Linked DNA regions of Homo sapiens: region 1 is linked to region 2. A link is a loop called in an ENCODE intact Hi-C map of the cell type or tissue named here. Cell type or tissue: B cell. All regions are shown on one strand. Each heading gives the region's core, and the rest is flanking DNA. Links, peaks and the distances in the headings are about the cores only.

Region 1 (11,840 bases), core at 5,256-9,255, 62 kb after region 2:
GATGAAGCATCATTTCAAAGTGGCCTGAGACTCCCCCTGCCAGAGTTAATAACCACTTCTCTAGACCAACTCCTCATGACACTGATGGGGAAACTGAGGCCCAGACAAGTCTCACCCCAGGGCTTCCGCCTCGCTACCCTGGGCTCTCTGTCCAGGAAGACCTCACTGAGACCCCCATCTGCCCCCAGAGGAGGGAGTGTTCCAGACACAGGCGGGCTGAGCTCCTGGGCAGGGCAGTTTGGCAGGATGGAGGGGTGTGCAGGCCAACCCCGGGACAATCGCCGCACTGTGCCCAGTGGTGGGGCCCCAAGCCCGCAGGCAGGGCGGTCTGTGGCCCAGAGCCAGGACAGGAAGGCCGGCGGTGGGTGGACAGGAGCCTTCTGTGGCCTTCTGAGGGCTTGGGAGGCCTGGGCAGGACAGGCGGGCGTCAGCCAGTGTAGCAGCCCCTCAGGCCAGTTTATGAGGTGCCTCCAGCCGTCAGCTTCTGGGAGCCTCGCTGTAACCTCTGATCAGCCCCGTTTTACAAATGAGGAAACTGAGGCTCAGGCGGGGTCATGTGGCTTCTGAGGCCCAACAGGGTCCGTCTGACCCGAGTGCCCTGCCGTGGCTCCTGGGGTCCCACCGTGTGACACTGGCAAACAGCCTCCCCCCTCGGGGATCATGGAATGAGACCACAAGGTGACACGGTGGCTTTCCTGGGCTCAAGTCCAGAGGCCACCTCTTCACTTCTCTGCGCCTCAGCCTCAGGAGGCCCAGGGAGGAGGGCTGACTGCATCCCGTCCCTGAGCTCAAGGGGCACAGTAAGCCTGGGGGACCTGGCATCGCTGTTAGGCTCCCTTCTTGCTGGCAACGTGACGGGGTGGAGGGAGGCCAGGAATGCAGACCCAGCGTGCTCTTGTTCACTTCATCTGTGACACAGTTCATAGCTCGGCTGTGGACACCAATGGCTGACACGTAAACTGCAGGGCCAGGGCCTGGCGTGTGGGGGACAGGGTAGAAGGGTGCCCACTGCTTCCTCCCTTGCCCTCGCTTCTGCCCCAAACAGAGAAACTTCTGGAGCCCTAAGAATGGTCCAACACTCACAGTCAACTGCTGGTAGGAGTGTGTTGTTGGTCCCATCTCTGGGTGGACATCCGGGTGTACCCATAGCCCAAAAAACATCCCTCCTGTGCCCCAGCCATGCCGGGAATTGGTCCTAAAGGAGAGACTGTGGCTGTGCATAGAAACCCTATTGAAGCCACTGCCTTGTTTACCAGGGCCAACGAGAGAGACAGCCAAGCTCAACACCCACCGTGGGCAGGGGAACGCCTGCCAGGCTCCACCAGCTTTCCATGGGGCGAGGGGAGGAATGCTTCCAGACCGAGAAACACACTCGAGAGACGGTGCGAAGTGGGGGAAAGTGTTTCGCAGAGTGGAGCGTATTTTTGTGTAACTAAAACACATCTACACCCAGGCACAGGCACAGCCAGAAAGTCTCCTCAAATATTAACACTGGGGTATCCCCAGGGAGTTGGAATGGTGGATAATTTTATTTTCCTTGTTGTGTTTCACTGTTATTTTCTAAAGTTAGTACAGTGAATATATGTGACTTATTTAATAAGAGGGAGGGGGACAGTGGAACAGAGAGGTCTGTGGCCTCCCCACCCCTTTGGAAACTGAGGCAAATTACTCACACAACCCCTTCCAGGGTCTGTAGCAGTCTGAGGCGTCCCTGCCTCAGGCCCCTCCTGGGTCATGCCCTCACCCCAAACCACAGACCCAGCCCACTCGCTGGTAGGAGTGTGTTGCCGCTGGTGAGCCTAGTCATGGCAGCTGCTGGGGCTGTGAGCCGACTCCCAGAGTCTCCCTTCTCCCCGTGGTCCCTGCATTCCTTCCCTTTTCCTCCCATTCCGTCTCAGGAACACACAAGGTCATCGTCTGGCTGAGACAGCTCAGAGCTGCCTTTGGCCACCTAGACCCCGCCCTGAGGCCTGGATCCAGGTGTTCCTTCCAGAAAGCACAGGGTGTTCTGGAATAATTCTTACAGCAGCGAATGGGTTCTTTTAAAACGGACAGAACTGTCTAAGCTTGGAAGGCTCGAGGGGATTCACTGGTTCTGCATTAGGTTTGGGAGCTTCTGAAGCAGAAGGTACACATAGATGCTCCAGCAAGGATGACGTGCAGGTGGCAGAGAAGCTCATGGAAGGATGGGTCGCAGCATCCCCAACAGGGAAACAAGGTTAAAACCACAGCCAGTCCCCTCTCTTCCTTTCTCCATCATCGTGGTGTGTGCTTGAGTCCGCTTCTCGCCATGTCTTCTCACAAGACTTTCAGGAGTAAGCGATTCCTGGCCAAGAAAATAAAGCAAAATCGTCCCATTCCCCCGTGGATTCGGATGAAAACTGGTAATAAAATCAGGCACAACTCCAAAAGGAGACATTGGAGAAGAACCAAGCTGGGTCTATAAAGAATTGCACATGAGATGGCACACATATTGATGCTGTCTCAAGGTCACAATCATGTTGCCGTATCAAGCAGAAAATGTCACCACTATCTGGAGAGTTGGACATGTTTTATTGGGAATATATTTTTCTCTCTGAATATGTTATGAACGCGTTGGTTGGCTGGGTTCAGTAATAAATATGTGAGACCTTTCATTTAAAAAAAAAAACAGACATGGCACCACGTACGTCTGTCTGAATGGCTAACATAGAAAGGGACAACGTGAAATGCCAGGAGGGCTGTGGGGAAACTGGATCACTCACCCGTTGCTGGTGGGAGTGTGAGATGGCACAGCCATGCTGAAAAACAGTTTGGCAGTTTCTTTTAAAACTCATCATACACACACCATACGACCTACCATCTGGGCTCTTGGGCATTTCTTCCAGAGAATGAAGACTGGCGTCTACACAAACACCGGTCCAAGAACACTTGCGGCAGTCCTAGTCATAACAGCCCCCAAACTGGAAACTGCCCAGATGCCCTCAGCGGATGAATGGTTAAATACACTGTCCCAGCCACGCCGGGGAGCACTGCTCAGCAGAGAGGCAGAGCGGACCCTCCACGCCGAAGAGTGGCTGAATGCAGAGGGCATGGGGCTGAGTGCAGAAAGCCGGTCTTAAAAAGTGGCACACTGGATGATTCCATTTGTGTGGCACTTGAGAGATGAAAATATGATGGGGATGGAGAAGAGATAGGCAGTTGCCAGGGATAAGGGCTGGTGGGAAGAGGTGAGGGGGCTACAGAGGGTGCCCGGAGAGCCTGGTGAGGAGACGGTCCTGTGCTGTATCATCATGCTGGCCACACACAGCTAGGTGAGAGGGAACCATGTGGACACACAGGCATGTGTAACTGGTGAAGTCCCCATAGGCCCAGTGGGCTGTGGCTTTCCTAGCATTGATGGTGTACTGCAGGTGTGCAAGATATTATCTCTGGAAAAGGCTAGGGGAGGGGCACACAGGATCTTGTACCTTTTGTTTGGAACTTTCTGTACATCTATGGTTATTTCAAAATAAACAGTTTTTTTTTTTAAGCCCTAGGCGCAGGAACTTGGTCTGCATTAGGGCCCAAGCGTCCATATTTCTTAAAAGCACCCCAGGGTGTTTACCCTACAACCAGGATAGAAACACTGACCACTTCCTCATTTAGCAGAGGGAAACTGAGGCAGGGAGGGAGGTTTCCAAGACCACGCAAGTGCTGTGCAAGAAAGGGGATGACCACCAGTTCCAGCTGAGCCTGAGGCCTGAGCTTCTGTTGCTCCAGGCTGGTGCTGGAGACTGAACGTGAGGCAGACGGTTTGGTTTTTGTCTTCGTGTAAATTGATACTGAATTATTATATATGTACAGAAAAGTGCACAATTCATCAGCGTATGGCTTGTAGAATTGCCACAAACTGAACACACTCATGTAACCAGCACCTGACCTCAGAACAGACCCCACCCCAAGATCCCTGCCCCTGCCCCTGCCAGTCACAGTCACAGCCCATTCCCTGGGGCTGCTCTCCTGACTTTGTGCAGCACAGAGCAGCACTTTTTCCTGCTCTTGAACTTTGCTTCAATGGTCGGGTGCTGTTTAGAAGCAGTGCCAGGGTGTAGGCCTGGGGCAACCAGTTGGTTCTGAAAAGGAAAAGGAAGCAGCCTCCCCAGGAGGCTGTGAAGTGGGACTGGGGACAGAGGAGGAGGGGCCTCACTCAGCATGGCTGGAATGGGCTGCTTGTCTCTGAGCCAGAGGTGAAGGATGGAGGAGGGGCTGGAGCCCTGCCTAGCTGACTGGCAGCTCTGTGTCCATGAGCCTGGACCAGGGTCCTCCAAAGATCCTGGGGGTGAAGCAGGGGAAGCGATGCAGCTCTAGCAGGTGGACAGAACTCTGGACTTGGGGCTGGCAAACCTTCAGGGAAACTGGGTGCCACTGAGCTCGTTGCTGCACCTCTCTGAGCCCCAGTGCCCTCATACATAAAATGAGACTCATATATTCATATATATAACAAATATCTATTAATATAGAGTTAATGTGTTAAAAAATATGTGTGCATGTTAACATAATATATTTTATTTGTATTTTGTTGGTATCACACATTAATATATGTAATATAATACAATATAAGGTATATTGAATATCATGCAAATCTTTTGAGTCCTGTCCTAGTCAGAGCTAGCTTTTATGGAATGCCGACTCTGTTCTTGGCACTGTTTTAAGCCTTTTAAATGTATTAACCTGTTTAATCTTCCCAAAACATTACAGATGAAAAAGCTAAAATGGGGCACAGAGAGGTTAGTTAACTTGCCCAAGGGCACTCAGCTAGTAGGTGGCATAGCTGGGATTTGAACCCTGGCCCTCTTGGCTCTAGAACTCATGTGTTAACCTTTAAGCTCTTACGTCTCAACATACACTAGTCTATGTAATGATAATAATGATGTATCTCAAATATGCATGCAATGGCGTTTTCTGGTTTGCAAAGCCCTTTTACTTTATGGGCACTATCTCATTTCTCAACAGCTCTGGGAGGTGGGCGCTGTTATTGCTATCCCCGGGGCACACACAAGTTGGGGTTGGTTCCAAATTCAGGACTGCTGGGCTGAGGGTTCTCTCTGGGGACCCTGTGCACCCTCACTCTGGGCCTTTTTTGCTGGGGCCTGTTCCTGGCCTGTGCACTGCTGTGCTGAGTGATGAAAAAGGACGGCAGGGAGAACAAGGCCTCAGTCTTGGCTGGACAAGGCTGCAGACAACTTGGACCCAACAAGGCAGTTGACAGAGGGAGGGTCTCCATTCAGAGCCAGTCCTAGCTATACTGTCTTGGAGGGGTGGGGCACCGAGGCAGCTGGTGGGAGGAACTGCTGAGTGTTCCAGGCCACTGAGGATTTCTGGGGCGGGGGGTGGGGGTGCAGGTACACAGGTGGGGAGAAGTGGAGAGGGCAGGCAGGGGCCACTGCCTGCTGTGGGGTTCAGCACTGGGCCACAGCAGGCCTGCAAGGGCACATTGCATCCACCTGACAGTTTCCCGTCTTCACATGCAGACTTCAGCGACCGTACTGTCTGGTTGGAGAGAGAGTATTGCACACAGCTCAATTCCTTGGACCCATGTACCACAGCATGTAGGGTGTGACCGTACCTCTGTTGCATAGCTCAATGAGTTAATACCTGTGAAGTGTTAACACTCCTGCCACTCAGAAACTGCTCAAAAAATATTTGCTATTATTAGGAAAGTGAGAGAGAGGAGAAGAAAGAAAGGAAAGGAGGGAAACAGGAAAGGAAGAAGGAAGAAAGGAGTCCGCTGAGGGAGGGTGCAAGGTAGACAGAGAAAGGGGTTGACATTTGAGCAGGGTTTTGAAGGGCGATTAGGAGTTTGCGTCTGGATAAGGAGGCAGGGAATGGAATGGTGTTCCGTGTGTGGGGTCTCCGTGAGCCATACCTTCAGCCTCTGTGAAGTGGGAGCATGATTCCATGTACCTCATAAGGTTAATGCAAGGGTCGGATGAAGTGTGTGGGAAGAACACAGCCTGAGGTGGGCTCCCTGCAGTAGGTGAAGATATTGCTAGTTTGTCATGATGTGGCCAGAGTGAGATCAGAGCTGGGGAGTTGAATCTCTATGGCTGTGGCAGGGCAGCCCTGGGCCTGGGAACAGTGGGCTCTGCCTGTGGGGCCCAGGAACCTGGCACCATTTTGCAGTATTTTCGTCGCATCGTATCGGTATCATCTCATGTGGCTCGTGTGCAGCTGAGCGGCCAGGCTGGGGGATGGAGGGCTGGGTCCTCTTGTCCAGATCCAGGACTCCCTGAAGGCCAAAATTCCTCACCATGCCCAGTGTGGGTTCTGGCACTGGAAGGCAGGGAAGGCCTGCTTGCCACCCCGCTAGCTCTCCCTCCTATAAAACCTGTTGCCCATCCCAGATTGGGCACAGGACTGTGACCAGTCCAGGAAGTGAGCTCACAGCGTCTTGGCACCACCCCTCATGTCTTCTTTTCTTCATGAGCTTTGGCAAGGCATGGCTGCCACACAGGTAGAGCTGCTGAGCCAACAGAGTGTGGCCCTGGGTGGGTTCTGGCTCAAGGGGAGAGGGGTGCCACCTGGGGCCTCTTCTGCTGGGGCTGGAGAAGAAGGAGGCATTGTGCTGTGGATGGGAGTCCCTAAGGGATGGCGTGTGGAGCAGGGCCTGGCATTGGGGATTCGAATCTGCTGAACATAGGATCTACCAGCGGCCACAATGGCAGCTAGACAGGAAGTAGCGGAATCACAGGCCAGCATGGGACACGGGAAGGAAGGTCAGCCTCCTTCCAGGGGTGTGTCCAGCAGGGCTCTTGTATGAGAGCAAGTAGGGAAACGGAGGCTAAAGCTGGGACGACCCATGGCAGGCACCCAGCTTGGGCCCAGAATGTCAAACCCCACTGTGGCCAAACATAGGCCCAGGCTTGGCCTGTGCCCTGGACTTCTAAGGCCTCAGGTGGGGAGAAGTGTGTGAGGCAGCGATGGGGGGTGTGGGTGCCCCATGCCGGAAGGCAGGTGGCATTGGAGAAGAGGGTATTCCAAGGGCATGGTCTCTAGGGATGAGTTCTGTGTCATAGCTGATGCTCCCCAGGTGGGCAGGTACAGGCAGTGTTGTGGGGATGGGGCCCCCCAGCCTCCAGGAAAGCATCACTCCACGCCCTGAAGACACAGAATGTGAGGTGTGCTGCCAGGCAGAGCAGACAAGAGACAGTCCTTTCAGATGCATTCGTTGCCCCTGTGAGAGATCTGCTTTTCCTACTCCCATTTTACACATGAGGAAACTGAGGCACAGAGAGGTGAGGGGACAGGCACCAAGTCTATGGCTAGTCATGGGTGGAGGTGGGATGTGATCCTAGTTGGGCTGGCTCCAGGCCCACACCCCATAGCACAGACCGAACTTGGTCAAAGGCAGGAGGCAGGACCCAGGCTCCTGGGCCCAGATCCAGAGCTGGACGCCGAGTCTCTGGGCAGGAAATCAGGGCTCCAGGGCCCCTGGGCTGCCGGCATGGAGGCTGGGTGGGCCCAAACCCATGGGTCTGCTGAGATTCCTGGTGCAGGGCTCTTTGGGGAAGGAGCATGGTGGCTCAGGTCAAACATACCCGAGGTTAAGTCTGGGTCCAGCCAGAGAGGACCTTTAACCCTGCCCACTGCGCTTCCTCTCCTTGAGCCTCAGTTTCCCCATCTGAACAGGGGGCAGTGGGACTTGACATTGCCATGGGGTAGAGACAAGGCAGCTTCTCAGTTGAGCCAGCAGGGGGAAAGAAAGCACATGGTTTCTTGCATGTGGGGCAGACGCTCTTCCCAGGGCTGCTCAGTTGCCCCAGGACCTGTCCTGGGACCACCTGCTGGGGCCTGAGTGGACATGGCCCCCAAGGGGTTTGCTGTGTGTGTGGGACCATAAGTAACCCTGTCTCGCTTTTGCCACCTCAGGAGCTCCCTGGACACCGGAAGCAGCCTCTCCACTGACCGCTACAGGTACTGTCTTGCCGTCCACCCCAGCCTGCCCCAGGATCTCCTTAGGTCCTCACTGCCCATCTGCACCCAGAGGCAGGCCTCCAAGAGCCCTTTGGGGGAAATTAGCTCCACCATTTGGCCCTGAAATTCCCCCAAGGGCCAGAGGTACTACTGATATGTCCCCTGAGAGCTTCTACAGCTTGGAGTGGTTTCCCCTCAAATCAAGGTCCCCCCAAAGACCAGGACTGCAGTCGAAGTTCTGCCCCCAAAGACCAGAGCTCAGCTGAAGGCCCCTCGGAGGATCAGGCTGCAGCTGATAGTTCTTCCGAGATCCAAGGCTGGTGGGTCTCCCAAGGACCAGCCTGCAGCCGGCAGTTCCCATGACGACCAAGGCTGCAGCCCAGGGGAGAAGCCTGTTGGTTTCTATTGGTGTGCAGCTGCGCTTGGTGGGAGCTGGGGTGTCTGAGGGTCTCTGCTTCCGTGTGCTTTGTATCTTGATGTCTTCCAAAAAGAGCATTTTCTGTTTTCACACACACAAAAAAATACTGGAGACTGCGCTTAGAGGAAAGCTCCCTTGATTGGAAGCCAGCAGATCCTTGTTCCAGTCTCGTGGGCAAGAAAGACAAGTGACAGGCAGACTGTCCTGGCAGTGGAGGTGGCTTAGAGGGCTGTGTTCGGTGCATCGATGTGAATTGGGGAGGAGGGGACATCTGTGCTGCGTTGTAGAGGTGACTAGAGGTTGACTGGTTCCCTGTTTGGAGGGTGGGAGACAAGTGGTCCCGGAAGGGAGCACCCTGTGTAAGGACCTGTGGAGGGTGGATGTGGCCGGGCCATGGAGAGGGAGGAGGGGAGTTGGGGGAGGTTTGGGAGGGAGCTTCGTCCTGCTAAAGAGCTTGGCTTCTGGGAGAGGGGGTTTTTGAACAAGCCCAAAAAGAGACTCACAAGGTCGTAGGCCCTGTCCCTGGAGACAGCAACCAAGGGCTGGGCCCCACGTGTCAGGGTTGCAGCAGATGCTATACAGGAAGGAGATGTCAGAGCGACCGACTCTGAAACTCTGGGCTGCAGGGAGCGAGGGGGTGGCCATCTGGGCCCTGCTTCCCTGAGCCAGCTAGGGACTGGCAGCCCCGCCGCGTGCGCTCCTGGAGGACACAGCCAAGTGGTACACACGTGTACACACATGAGCGACACGCTCACGCAGTCACCTGATCCTCTGCACGGACACTCCACAGTCACACCCACATATCATCATAACAGTACTTCCTTTGCTTTGTGAAAGCTGACAGCCCTTATGGCCCAGCGAGTCAGGGCTATTGTTAGCCCACTCCACAGACGTCACCTGCTCAGGATTCGAGACTGCGGGGGCAGAGCCGGGATTTGAACATTTGGGTATCCTGGTGTGAATACTGCCCAACACCGTAGCACACTCCCTGCCCTCATACTAGTAGTTCCTCATATGCCCATTGCATAATCTCACACGCACACACGTATACACACAGACTCCAGAACATTCCCACACCCAGTTCTTCCTGTAGTCAAATGCTAGCATTGTCACTTTTGCACATGGGTGAACACACAGCCCCCATTTTGACACATATGTGCTTGCGGGCTCACACTGGTACACACACTCTCACCCCTGATGGGATGGCTCAGGGTGCCAGCAGGCGTGTGGGTTCCTGTGTCAGGGTGGCCCCAGGGAAGGAGGCTGAGGAGGCTCCTGTAGGGGCTGAGCCTGGCCTCTGCACCACCCACCCATGCCACGGGCGCCACTGCAGCTCCATCTGAATTGTCCACTCCGCCGGCCAGTCAGTCAGGTGCCCTGCTCGAGGCCAGCCCAGGAAAGTTCTGGTATGCAGGGAGTGTGGATGGGGCTCTTTGTTCTAGGATGTGTGGGGGCCTAGCAGGTTCCGTGCTCCTGCCCACTTGGGTCTCACTGCACAGCCCTCCATCGGATGGAGCCACACTTGACCTCAGAGCCAATGCCCCAGTGCCTCACTCCCTGGAGGACAGAGCAGGGATCAGAGCGGAGGCCGTAGGAGCCCCTCAGCTCTGCTGTTTCCCCGCCTGCATTCAGCCACATTTCCTGAGCACCTGCGGGTGTCGGGCACTCAGGATCCCTCGTTGAGCAGTCCTGCTGCCTTCACAGAGCATCTGTGGCAGGCAGGAGCACAGGCAGCAAGCAGAAAAAGAAACTGGTTTTTAACATAACGTGTCAAGTGGTGACAAGAGCTATGGAGAAAATAAATCCAGGTGAAGGGAATAGACAGAGATGGGAGGGTGGCCAGGGAAGGCCTCTGGGCCTGGAAGCACAGGAGGGGTGAGGAGCATCCCAACAGTCTGGTGGGAACAGCGGTGCAGAGGCCCTGGGGTGGAGCATGCCTGGAGGAGTGGCCAGGAGGCAGATGCTAAGTGGGGCCTGCCCCATCCTGCCATCTTGCCTTGGCATGCGTCCTGACTCCCAACCCTCACAGCAGCCTCAGACACAGACAGGGCCAGGATCAATGTTCCCCTTTCACAGATGAGGGTACCTGAGACCAGAAGAGCATTGGTGCCAGGTCCAGGACTAGGGCCCAGGGCCCCCGCTGCTACCAGAACTCTGTGCCCTTTTTGTGCAGTGGAGGCACCAGCTCTGCTGCTGGGGGCAAGCTTCTGAGAATCCCAGCCTTCGGAGGTTCTGGAGGCCTGTGCACAGCCTAGGAATTCAGAAACAAAGGTCCCAGCCAGTAATTGCTGCCTTTCAAAGGCACAGCCGGCTTCCTCTGCCACAGGCGTGAGAGGGAAGCTAATGTCCTTCTCCAGGAGTGTGGGGGGGCGGGGGAGGAGTGGGCAGCACTTCAGGGCTGCTGGCCCCGCCTGTGCTACCTTGCCAAACAGGCTCATCACACTCGGCAGATCGCCTCTCCCCTGCCTGCCCCCAGTTATCAGCCCAAGTTGGGGTGTCTTGCGTCCAGCCTGGGTCCATTCCGATGACACTGGGTGTCCCCCTTTACCTCTGGCCTCGCACTCCCCGACTGTATTATAAGAGGCTTGGACCCAGCCATTTGGAAAGCTTTCCCTTTCCAGCCATCCAGGACGGGTACCTCCAAGGGAAAGTGACTACAGACAGGGTCTCCCAACCTTGGCACTACTGACATTTTGGGCAGGACCATTCTCTGGTGTGGGGGCTGTCCTGTGCATGGTAAGGTGTTTAGTGACATCTAAATGCCACTGGATGCTGGCACTCTCTCCCCATTTGTGACAACCAAAATTTCTCCAGATATTACCAGATGTCCCTGGGGGTGGGGGGATGACCCAGACGCCTCTGGTTGAGAACCATTGCTCTAGAAGCAGCATTTTTGCTAATGACACTGAGAAAATGCCACCTGAGGTGGGAGACTTTGTTCTTTGGCTTTGCATGGGGTGAGATCAGGCCTCTGGTTCCCAGCCTGGCCCTTGGAAGCTGAGCAGCCTTGCTAGAGGCACACAGAGCCTTGTCTTTTTTGTGGCACCAGCTCCCATCCGACCGCCTGGATGTCACCCCCCTGAGCAGCAGCTCCTGGACTCTGTGTGCACACCTCTGGGGATGGGGTCTTCTCTGTGCCTCTGTTTCCTCATCTGAGGGGGAGTGGGGAGGTAGCAAGACCTCCTCGTCTGAATGGAGTGTGACCACTGCTTTGCAAACGATGTCGGGTTGTGCAAACCTGGGCCCCAAAGCGGCCAGAGGGGGTGAGTGTGGTGCCTCTGAGAGCCTTTCACACACTATACAAGATCCTTCCTTCCTTCCACAAATGATTATCGAGGCTCCTCCAGTGGGCCGGCCCTTAAAAGAGATGTGGCCCCTGCCCTGGAGTCGTTGCTTGTAGTCAGGAGAAAGACAGTTAACAAGTAAACATGCAAAAGCAGGATCCTTTCAGAGGATGGGATGTCCCATGGAAAGAATCAGACAGGGT
Region 2 (11,840 bases), core at 4,123-8,122:
CCATTTGGTGAAGAGACTGTCCTTTCCCCATTGTATGTTCTTGGCACCCTGCTGAAAATCATTTGACTGTATATGCGAGGGTTTATTTCTGGGCTCTCTATTCTAGTCTGTCTGTTTTGGTAAGTTGGGTTTTATTAAAACACAGCCACACCCATTCATTTATATATTGTCTGTGGCTGCTTTCTAGAGAGAATGGGCAGAGTCAGAGTAGTTGTGACAGAGAACATCAGGATCGCAAAGCCAGAAACACCATCTGGCCCCCACATATAGCTCCTACCTGCACGGCCCCATCGGCTGCCCCTGGGCCCTGAGTTTCCCGCAGCCAGCACCTGGCCTGGCACACAGGCACCTAGTCAGCACTGGAGTGACTGCCCTCAGGGAGCTGGGAGGACTTCCACGCGCCTCTGCCTGGCTCACCCTCCAGGGATAAAGTAGCAACAAGGTTAAAGTCCTATGGGACCCTTCTTCATTGCCTGAGGGATCCTAAGGGACCCTTCTTTCCTGCTGATTTGGCTGAAGGAAAAACTGAGGGGGCGTAATTGCAGGGAATTGGTTAAACTTTCATAGCATTCTGGGGGCTCCCTGATGCTTCCGATGCTAACCTTTTGGTTGCTGGAGAATGGGAAGGTGGGGAGCAGGTCCAGGCAGGTAGCCATGCAGTGGGAGGGGTCCACTGGGGGCTCAGGGCCAAAGGAGAGAGTGTTTTTCTGTTCAAGGGTAGATATGGAGTAGGCATCTGCCCTCAGTAACAGTGCCTAGCTCGCCTGTGAAATGGGCTAGCGTGCATTCAGCGCCCGGAGAGGGTCTGGTGAGTGCCCACTTCAGGCGCCCAGCCTTGGGCCTGCCAGGGCCAGAGACAAGTGACAGGGGCCAGAACGTTCTGACAGCCTGAGCCCAGGTGCCAGTGTGTGCCCCTCTCGAGTGACTCTGCAGTGAGACAACGTATTCTTGTTCCTGCTCTACTAGTGAGGAAATAGGGCAAGAGGTGGGAAGACTCATCCATGGCCACCATGGTAAAGTGCAAGGCTAAATCAGGGGGCTCATGCAGACCAGCAGCACCAGGACTTTGCTAAGAGGGCCAGGCTGAGGGAATGGGGACAGGAACACCTGTCAAGAGACATCATGGGGGCCCAGACCCCAGAGGGACACAGCAACTCAGTACCACTTCTGGCCAGGCCCTCATCCTGAAACTGAGCTCCTCAGAGCACCTGGCCAGGCAGGACGCCCCAGAGTGAGAGGGGAGAGGACTTGGCTAGAGGAACGGGGGAGGGAAGCGGGGGAAATGAGCTCCAGATGGGGGAAAGGGATGCATTAAATCAGGCCAGGACCAGGTAGGGAAGAGCCAGACTCCCTGGGCGTTACATTGCTCACTCAGCCATGGCGCTCCTCAGCTCACAACCCATCTGTGGCTCCCTGTGGCCGCTAGAAGGAAATCCACATTCCATGGCTCTACATTCAAGGCCGCACCTGAGCTTCCAGCCCCCACAGCCCCCCTGCCCGGCACCTCCAGGGCCTCCCCACACTGCCCAGCCTGGGGCTTCCTGCTTGTCCTGCCTCACTCACCCACGCAGGCTGCTCAGCCTCTCCTGAACCGTGCATGGGCCCTACCGGCTCCCGCACTGGCTGAAATGCCACCTCCTCTCCAAATCTTCACAGTGCTTGGCTCTTCTCTTTGGCACCCGTCACCCATCGTCCTTCCAAGGTCACATATTTGTAATTCTTTTTTTTTTTTTTTTTTGAGACGATGTCTCACTCTGTCACCCAGGCTGGAGTGCAGTGACGTGATCTTGGTCCACTGCGACCTCCACTTTCTGTGTTCAAGTGATTCTCCTGCCTCAGCCTCCTGAGTAGCTGGGATTACGGGCACCCACCACCATGCCAGGCTAATTTTTTGTATTTTTAGTAGAGACAGGGTTTCACCATGTTGCCCAGGCCGATATTGAACTCCTGGCCTCAGGTGATCCACCTGCCTCTGCCTCCCAAATTGTTGGGATTACAGGCATGAGCCACTGCACCTGGCATATATTTTTTTATTTTAAAAAATGTCAGACCCAGGGAAAATTTGAAATAACAACACAATAAATACCTATACAGACTTTTCCTGGGTCCCCCACCTGTTAACATCTTCTGTGGCCAGTCCTTCTCTCCCTGTGGGAACATTCACCTGTGTCCCCCTTTTGCCCACCTGCAGGCCATGAGTGCCGTGACACCCCACCTGTAATTCTTGGGCATATATCCCCTGAGAACAGGGACACTGTCCTAGAGAGCCACACCCGAGAAAAACACCACCAATTCTGTATCCCCACCCGCATCCTGCAGGTGTAATCAGCAGCACATGCGTGGGTTCTCCTTCAGACTCATTCAAGCCAAAATGAGGCTGAAGTCACTTCTGGCCCAGCCTGGCCCCTCAGCACAGGTGTCTGCTGTCATGTCTGGAGCATTTCCTTCCAGAATCTTCTGTGCATTTGCATCAACAGTGTGTGCACACGCTAAGCCTACTGTATCCCATGTAAGCTTTCTTTTCTCGTGAACAGAGTCTCATCGTATGTGGAGACTTCTGCAGTTGGCTCTGTGCTCCCAGCACGTTTTGACATGAGTCATTTGGTGACCTGCAACTTAGCAAAGGCACTGTAGCACATTTTAGCCAGTCCGCCATGGATGGCCATCGGGGTGCTTCCACTGTTTCGCTTTCACCAACAGCTAGGCACACGTGTGAACAGTTCCGTGTTGTAGCCACCAAGACGGGATGGCCTGGCCAGAGTGCGGGCACACTCCTGTCGTTTGAGTAGCCCCTGCCATGCGGCCCACGCTGGGGGCTGCCCTGGTGACCGTTCTCGACAGTGTAGGAGGCTCTTGGCCCCTCACACCATCACCACTGCCTCACATTCCCACCGCCGCATGCACTTCTCCTCCCCTCCCAGAGGGTGGAGGCCTCGTCTTCTCTCCGCGCCCCACCTCCCTATGCCCAGGGCAGTGCCCACCCCAGGAAACAGTCCTGAGGGGCGGCAGGTGCAGGCTTCTTGCTGTGTGCCAAGCTCTCCTCTAGGTGCTGCACTGCTGCAACTTCCCTCATCTTCACACAGCACCCTGGGTGGGCAAGCGTCATCCCCACTTCACAGATGCACAGGCTGAGGCCCAGAGAGGTCAAGGGGCTGGCCAATATCACACAGCAGTAAGGGGTGAGCAGATTGGCCTCAGGGCCTATGTGTTTACCTGCTGCCTCTTCCATATTGAACCCACCCTGGTCCCCAGCTTCAGCATCAATCAGCCCTTCCTGACTAGCACTTTTTTTTGCCTCCCCCAGACCAAGGCAAAGGGGCAGCCGACCAAGATTCACATCCCTCTCTCTGCTTCCCCCAAGCTGTGTGACCTCAGCTGATTACTTGCCCTCTCTGGGCTTCTGTCTCCTCACTGTAAGGCAGCTAGTGGCAGCCCACACCTGCCACACCAGGCATGCAGCAGGAGCCTGGAAAGAGCAGCAGCTCCCAGAGCAGCTCTAGGCGTGTCTGCTTGCGACCCGGTGACTGATGCTCACAGTGAGTTTATGATGCGCCAGCCGCTTTTTAATCACAGCAGAATGAAATTTGGCACATTCAGAACTGATTCATGTGACAGCATTGTCTCATGTCTCACCAGGCTCTCCCTGGCCTGGCCTCAGTGACGACGTGAACCTCAGTGGTGGCTTCCACTCGTGGGAGCCTCCAGAGTCATTCAGGCTTCCTCCTCCGTGTGTCACCTGGGCCCTGTGGTCAGGCCTGTGTGGCCAGGTCAGGGGAGGGGCATAGGGGCAGGTGGGCCTGCTCGCCCCCGTACCCAAAGCTGCAGGCCAGCAGGCAGCTCCCTGGCCCTGCAGCCCACACTCTGCTGCGGGACCACCTGGCCCACTGTCTGTGCGAGGCTCCTGCCGCATCCACCATGGCAGGTGCTCAGAGGTGCCTGGGGGCCAGCACGCAGTGCCCTCCCTGGGAAGCCCTCCCTGACCACCCTAGACAGACTGTCCTCTTCCTGGCTCTCAGGGCTGGGCAGAGCTTTTTCCGGACGTCTCTTTGTTGATTGGTTGTCAGTCCCTCTCACTGAGAGTGAGCGCCACCTCCCATGCAGCACTGCACATGTGCCGGGGACTCTTCCGGACTGTTGGCAGGTGTTACCAGTCTTGCCTCCCTTTTCAGAGGGAGAGGTCGGGGAATTGCCCAAGGTCACCCAGCTGGTTTGGCTGGGCTGGCTAGTGACCTCCGCGCTTGCTGCCCTGTCCACTGCAGAGCTCCAGCATGGGAGTCCTTCCAGGCACCTGCCGTGGTGAATGTTGAACTTAGAGCAGGGGCCAGGAGGAAGCCGCTAACTCCCTCTGTGTGTTTGCATTAGGGTTACAGATGTCAGGAATGGCTCCAGGGGAGGTGACAGTTCAGGTGCCTTGGAGGCTGAGTAGGAGTCCAGCTGGGAGATGGAAGGCAGGGCAGCCCACCAGGGGAACAGCGTGTGCAAAGCGGGCAAGTGCAGGGAACAGCAATGAGGGTGCAGGGGCTGGGGCAAGGAGAGGAGATGGGAGGGCTGTCCAGGGCAATGGCAGGGGATGCTGTAGAAAACAAAATCACCCAGTGTATTAGTCTGCTGGGAGTCCTATAATAATCTACTGGAGACTTGTGGGGGCTTAAACTACGGGAATATATTTCTCAGTTCTGGAGGCTGAAAGTCCAAGATCAAGGTCAGGTTGCTGGTGGATTGGGTTCCTGGCGAGTGCCTTTTTCCTGGTTCACAGACGGCTGCCTTCTCGCTGTGTCCTCACATGGCAGAGAGAGGGAAGTTTGATGCCTCTTTTTCTTCTTATGAGGACACTGATATCATCATGGGGACTCTACTCCCATGACCTCATCTCAGCGTAATCACCTCCCAAAGGCCCCACCCCCAAATACTGTCACATTGGGGGTTAGGGCTTCAGCATATGAATTCTAAAGGAACACAAACATTCAGTCCCTAACACTCAGCTCTCAATTAGAAGGAGTTTAGCCCAGGGGTCAGGTGCTTACCCGCAGTGGGAAGTTTGCAGGTACAGACTCTTGGAGGGCCTCCAGGAACAATCCCAGAATAGCCCTGCAGAACTGGCCTGGCCAGCGAGCTGCAGCCTCGGCCCCATCAGGAAGGTGGGGTCAGGAGGCTGTCAGTCTAAGGATGAGAAAGCCACCAGCAGCCCCTCACCACCCACGAGGCTGCCAAGGTAGCAGAGCAGTAGCCTCACCTCACTTAGGCATTACAGCTCTCTCTAATGAGAAGCAGGAAGGAGCCAAGCTAGTGGGGTGTGGTGAGCCCTGGGCACACTGGGGAGGTGGGCTGAGGATCAGAAAACGTAAGTCAGGACAGAACTCTCCTCCCAGACTCAGCTGTATGGTACCTGGGAAATGCAGTGTTTTGCTCTCCAGCCTCTGCAGGGCAGGAGCTGTGCTGGGGCAGTGGGCATGAGCACTCTCTGGCGCACTTTGCTGGGTGGCAGGGGCCCTGGCCGTTCCTCTTAGTTTCTCACCCACTTTCTGAACTCTCATCTTCATGCTCCTCCAACCACCCTGTTTTTTCTTATGGGGGTGACAGCTGGTGCGGTAATTCCCCCCAGGCATCGTCATTGTTTACTGCTGAGCTGGCTGTCTGTTTCCTGGGTAAGCTCTTTAAGACAGGGTTCATTTACTTCGGCCCTTTAATTGGTGTCCCGACTCACCCAGTGTAAATCTCCACACCCGTGACAGGAAGTGCAGAGCATAAATCTCAGGCGGCTGAGGCTGGGGAAGCTGGCTCTTGCAGATGCTCAGCAGCCTGGAAAGCCCCTGTGTCCCCAAGGTAGCAGGCAGGGCTTTTGTGTTCAAGAAGGCCAGAGTGAGATGTCAGGCTCAGGTGGTAAGGGGTGTGGTGGGTGTGCAGAATCAGGCCTGTGGAAGACAGAGTCAGGACAGTTTGGTTGAAACGAAGTCTCGCTCTGTTGCCAGGCTGGAGTGCAATGGCGCGATCTCGGCTCGCTGCAACCTCGGCCTCCCGGGTTCAAACGATTCTCCTGCCTCAGCCTCCCAAGTAGTTGGGATTACAGGCATGCACCACCACGCCTAGCTAATCTTTGTATTTTTAGTAGAGACGGGATTTCACCATGTTGGCTAAGGTGGTCTCGATCTCCTGACCTCGTGATCCTCCCGCCTTGGCCTCCCAAAGTGCTGGGATTTCAGGTGTGAGCCACCGCGCCCGGCCGGGTTTCTTTAACTACAAAATGTTTCAGGCCTACGGAAAATAAAAATGATAGCCTAATACTGCTATAACACCTCCTATATGCCCGGCACCATTCTAAGCACTTCATAAACAAAAACGAATTTAATCCAGCCGGGTACCGTGGCTCACGCCTGTAATCCCAGCACTTTGGGGGGCCAAGGCAGGCAGATTGCCTGAGGTCAGGAGTTCGAGACCAGCCTGGCCAACATGGGAAACCTTCTCTCTACTAAAAATACAAAAACTAGCCGGGTGTGGTGGTGCCCATCTGTAATCTCAGCTACTGGGGAGGCTGAGGCAGGAGAATCGCTTGAACCTGGGAGGTGGAGGTTACAGTGAGCCGAGATCACGCCACTGCACTCAAGCCTGAGCGACAGCTAGACTCCGTCTCAAAAAAAAAAAAAAAAAAGAATTTATCCCTTGTAACAGCCTGTATTAGGCCATTCTTGCACCGCTATAAAGAAATTCCTGAGACTGGGTAATTTATTTAAAAAAAAAAAAAGGTTTAATCAGCTCATGGTTCTGCAGGCTATACGGGAAGCATGGTGGCATCTGCTCAGCTTCTAGGGAGGCCTCAGGGAGCTTCCACTCATGGTGGAAGGTGAAGGAAGAGAAAGGGCAGGGGAGGAGAGGGGAGCAGGAGAGAGAGAGGAGGGTCACACACCTCTAAATGACCGGATCTTGCCAGAACTCACTATCAGGAAGACAGCATCAAGCATGAGGGATCCACCCGTATGACCCAAACACCACCCAGCAGGCCCCACCTCCAGCATTGGGGATGACATTTCAACATGAGATTTGGGTGGGGACAAATATCACAGCCTCTGGGGGCAGGTGCAGTTTCTTTAAGCAGTTTTGGACCCGGGGAGTGGCAGAGCTTGGATATGAGCTCAGGTTACCTGATCGAGGGCTCTGTCTATCCACACACTCACCACCCAGATTGGCTGGTATTTGTATTTCACCTTATTTCCTTCATCTCTCTTCTTTTAAGAAAGAAAAAGAAGAAGAAAAAAGAGTGGTGGGAGAATGGGAGGGAGGAGGGGGGCCTCGGCTGCTCATAGCTTCCCCACCCTCCCCCAGGTGGACCGTCCTTATGTCACAGCCTCCACCTTCACCATGCAGCATTGCGCATGCCAGTCCCTCGGTAATGCCTGTACACCACCCCGCGATTCCCCAGTGAGAGTCATTCTGCCCACGCTCTGGCCATCCCCTTCCATGTTGGTGGTTGGAGGCCACTGGAGCTGCCTCTGGGAGCTGTTTGGACGCATGCATCCATGGCCAGGCCCCAGGACGCATTGACCATGTGATGCCTGAACTTGTAGAGGCCACACTGTCTCTGACTGATGTCCTGTCCACTGTTTACCGCATTTGCCTTCAAGACGTTTCACTCGGGGGCCATGACCTGCAGGTCCCCCTACCCCATCTCCAGCAGAGGGGCTGTGTGATCCACAGGCTTCTGTTTTATTTGTGAGATTTACACACATTCTCTCAGATGATGCTTATCTGGTTGCGACTTACCCTTTTTGATTCACTGATGTGTTTTTAAGTTTTGTCCATGCTAAGCAGACCCAAATGGCAAACACACAGGAGCAATGAGGTTGCTGCTGGGTTTTCTACCCTGGAGCCACTCAGCTCAGGATTCCAAACTCAGAGGGATGAGTTTGTCCACCCAGGGCCTTGGCTGACTTGCCCACCAAGTCTAGCTCACAATGTAGGGGGGTGTTTCGTCAAAAGGAGAATCTTGGCAAGAGGAAACATGAGTGCTATGTGGCTAAAAAAAAAAATAGAATGTGCATGCCCATTGCCGCTGGTGGAGATACAAATGGGACGTGGTGTCTGGAAGGCAGTGCAGGCGCTTGCACTGAGAGCCCCAAAAATGGCCACATGTTTCCACCCATAATTCTGCTTCTTGAAATGTTCCTGAAGGAAATCCACTAGATAAAAATAAGAAAATGCCTCACCACACTGCTTTATGATCACAAAATGTTAGCAATAACAAAACTTAGGGATTCCATGTCATGATTTATATTACAGCCACATGTGTGGGTATAAGGGCGTTGTTAGAAATTAGGGTTTTAAAAAATGAGGGGAAAGAATGTTTGTGAAATAATGGTCAGTGAACAAAGTGGAAGGCAAAGCTAAAAACTCTATAGCGTGGACATCAATTACGGAAAAACAATCCCCTGGGGAAATTCGCAGAAAGGTAGACTGGTGGGTTCCAGGCGGTGGGGTTATGAGTGATTCTTTTTTTTCCTTTATGCTTTTTTATAATTTTTTTGTTTGCTAGGTGTAAATAGCCATAAGATACGAGTGGCAGCATGCGGGGCTGCTCCCCGGCGCCCTCTGGGCTGGAGTCCGGAGCTCACTCAGGCCATGGCTGGCCAGGCTGGTGTGCAGCAGGCATGAGCTCAGCAAGTGCCCTGGGGAGGGAGCAGGCCGCTGGGCGTTCCGGACATGTATGGCTGGCCTGATTTTGAAGCAAGGACCGCATCACCGTGTCTGTGCCCACTGGGGCTTAACTGGATCATGAGACCCAGCGGCCCAGGGGCGGGATTCTGCTGGTCAATTGAGTGGTCCCCACCAGGGTCTCGGGCCTAGGGAAATGGGGCCCACTGGGAAGAGGTTATAGACCACCATGATGCCAGTAGAAATTATACCTGTTGTTGTATTTTGGGTTCCAACTTGGTGCTGAGCAAAGCCTCTTCTTGGAATGTGTATGATGAAACCAGCCTTGGTTGAAATCTGAAATCTGCCACTTACCAGCTCTGTGGCCTTGGGCAAGTGACTTAACCGCTCTGAGCCTGTTTCTCCATGTGTAATATGGAGATGACACTTGCCAGAACTGGTACTGGAAAGATTAAACATCTCGGAAGCATCTAACACTGCGTGCTGTATAGTAGGCACTTAATTAACTATAGCAACCGCAGGGGGCATGGTCCTGTTGGCAATGGCCGCTGCCTTAACTTGCCTGAATAATTTATAGAGGATCTAGACCTCAAAGCTTGTAAGTAGGAAAGGGCTTTGTTTTTCTCTAGCCTCTGCCCTGACCATCTGTGCATGGGTCTTCTGGTTTCAGGAATACCTCTTGTGCAGATCCTACAGTCTATAGACATCTCTCGGGAGTGGATGGAGGCCCCCAGGTTTCTGTCCCTGGTGGTCACCAGAGCCACTCTGTGCCTTCTCCACATCAAAAAGGACACGGGCCATGAGATACGGCCAGGGTTCTGCCAGCTTTGTGGTGTCTCACAAGTTCACTGTTACTTTTCCTTGGCATTTCATGATGATTTAAGCCATTCTAGAAAACCACCCAAGTCTTTTACTATTTTCATCATTCCCACAAAATCTGCACAGTTGGTTAACTTTAATGGGCCGTGGAGCTGGCATGTGGTGTCTCTTCTCAAACAGTCTTAAAATGATGTATTTTGGATAGAAAAATGTATGTTAACGATTTTAAGGTCATAAACTCCAAAGAGATGATATCTTCCAAAAACAATCGTCCACCCAGGATGTTTGCTCAGTTGCTCACTTTATAAGCATGTTTTGAGTGTGTACTCAGGGTTCAGCCCTGCACTAACCCATGGAGCCGCAGGAGGAGGGCAGTGCCCATTCATTGATTCATGCACTATTTATTATTCATCCACTCAATGTGGATCAGCCTTGTTCTGTGGAGAGGCAGTGCTGCCTAAGGGTTAAGGGCAGGGAGCTCTGACACCAGATGGCCTAAGTTTAAGTCTTCTCTGTCTCCTACTCCTATGTGATTCGGGGCATGTCACTTGGCCTCAGGTTCCCTCATCTGTACAATTTCATGGGCTTGGCCTCAGGATTACATGAGATAAAGAGCTTAGAACCACACCTGACATATAGCAAGTGCTCGGAACAGAGACTCTGATTACCCCAGGTCTCAAGCTGAGTCCCCAAATAAGAAGGGGACTCCAGGGTCCTGGGTCCCAAGGAGCTGCCAAGCAGGCAGTGGCTGAGGCCTGGGGGAGGTAGAGAGTCACAATGGAGTGTGGGCAGTGGGAGCCCAGGAAGGTGCTGGGGAGGGGAGGGGAAACGGGGAGGCTTCCTGGAGAAGTCTAGTTTCATGGGTTGAGCTTTCCCAGGCTGAGATTATGGAAGGCTTCTGGGCAGTAGCTGGATATGGATTCCTCTCTCTGTTCAGAATGCAGAGGAAGCAGGCAGCCTGGGAAGCTGGGGGGCTCTGCTCCACAGAGTCACCCAGGAACCCAGGCTCCCTCTATTGGTGGCTCCACCTCCATCATAGCGCTCCTCTAACCAGGAAGGAACCAGCCCAGGGCTGCCGGATTTTCTCAGCTATGGAGAGAAGACAAAGCCCAGCGTTTCGCCTGAAATCTTCTATTTGCCAGTGCTAGTAGGTGATAACATGATCACATTTAAAAATCATTTTAATTTTAAGCCACATGCTGCAGGCCAGCCATCCCTTAGGGGTGGAGGCTGATTTGCCACCTCCCCACATGGAGAGGGGACAGAGGGTGTGACTCAGATGCTGCACACATCCCCATGGCCAGAATTCAGTCTCATGGCTACTCTTCACGAGGAGGGAGGCTGGGAAATGCAGTCTTTCACTGGTCAGTCATGGGCCCTGCTGAGGCTAGAGGAGGGAGAATGGCTCTAGGGGGACTCTTAGATGCCCGTGATACAGAGAGGAGGGGATGGAGGGGCAGTGGAGGGAAGGAGAGTGTGTGTGTGTGCATGGAGGCTGTTGATTTTGTTAACTGGGTAATATTTTAAAATGCAACTGCCAGCTTCCACGTGTTTTTCAGGATTCACCATGCCCCTGATTTTTCTTGGTTTTCTCAAAGCCAGAGGTTCTGTCCCTGCCGGCAGGGGTGGGACTGGTGGGAGCGGGTGGCTGTCCCTGAGCGGCATCTGTCTGCTGGCCATCCCAGAGGACAGCGGGAGAACCCTGGGATGTGTGGCCAGGACCCTGGACTCCAGGCCTCGCTCTGCCCCTGGCTGTGGAGGCCTGGTCAGGAGACCAGATGGGTGTGAAGTAGAGAGTGGTAGAGTCCCCTGGAGGGGAGGGGATCAGGGCCCACTTCCTAGAGGAACAGTGCTGTTCTGAGTAGAGGGTGTTGGAGACACAGAAGTGTTGTCCCGTGTAGAGGTTCCTTGTGGGCTCAAAGGGGCCAGACCATGAAAGACCTTGAATGCCGAGCCAGAGAGTTCACACTGCACAGGGCAGAAGTCACAAACTAGCAGCCGACAGACTGCCCCTGGCCTGCAGCATGTGTTTTAAAAGTAAAATGACTTTTTAAATGTGATCATGTAATCAACTACTAGCATTGGCAAACCGGAAGATTTCAGGTTAAACACTGGGCTTCGTCTTCTCTCCACAGCTGAGAAAATCTAGCAGCCCTGGGCTGGTTCCTTCCTGGTTAGAAGAGAGCCATGATCTTCATCCTGGTCCTGCCGCAGCACACGCTGCTTGTTTCACCCCCCGACCAACCCCTGCAGACCTGGCTCCTACAGCCCCTCACATGGGTCAGGGGCCAGGCAGGACCTAGTTGGTTGTTGGGTTAGCGTCCGCTAGTGGCCGGAGTGAGGGGTGAAGAGGAAGGGGCCATGATGGGCCCTGCACC

The links. Hi-C counts contacts between places; a loop is a spot of excess contacts. Peaks named below come from ENCODE experiments on the same cell type or tissue, not always from the same donor. Only the 100,000 strongest peaks of a DNase experiment are listed, where the experiment ranks them.
Region 1: it touches region 2 in a loop (11-fold over the local background); 3 of 110 quality-filtered maps call a loop at or near these places.

The regions. Positions count from the first base shown.
Region 1 is chr3:13,043,573-13,055,412 of GRCh38, reverse strand. The region is part of intron 1 of IQSEC1 (IQ motif and Sec7 domain ArfGEF 1); the gene reads left to right. It also overlaps the pseudogene RPL39P17. Among named protein-coding and RNA genes, the nearest start is that of IQSEC1, 24 kb to the left of the region's middle. RefSeq lists enhancers at 7,917-8,435, 8,791-9,210, 9,651-9,730. In B cell, for the core only: a CTCF peak has its summit at 7,714 (motif pointing right); DNase peaks (open chromatin) are centred at 7,942, 8,062 and 8,982; H3K4me3 peaks cover 1,122 bases; H3K27ac peaks cover 2,820 bases.
Region 2 is chr3:13,104,691-13,116,530 of GRCh38, reverse strand. It overlaps a transcript of IQSEC1 not described here. Among named protein-coding and RNA genes, the nearest start is that of IQSEC1, 37 kb to the right of the region's middle. RefSeq lists an enhancer at 5,559-5,898. In B cell, for the core only: no CTCF peak of the experiment used is centred there; a DNase peak (open chromatin) is centred at 5,690; H3K4me3 peaks cover 1,162 bases; H3K27ac peaks cover 3,962 bases.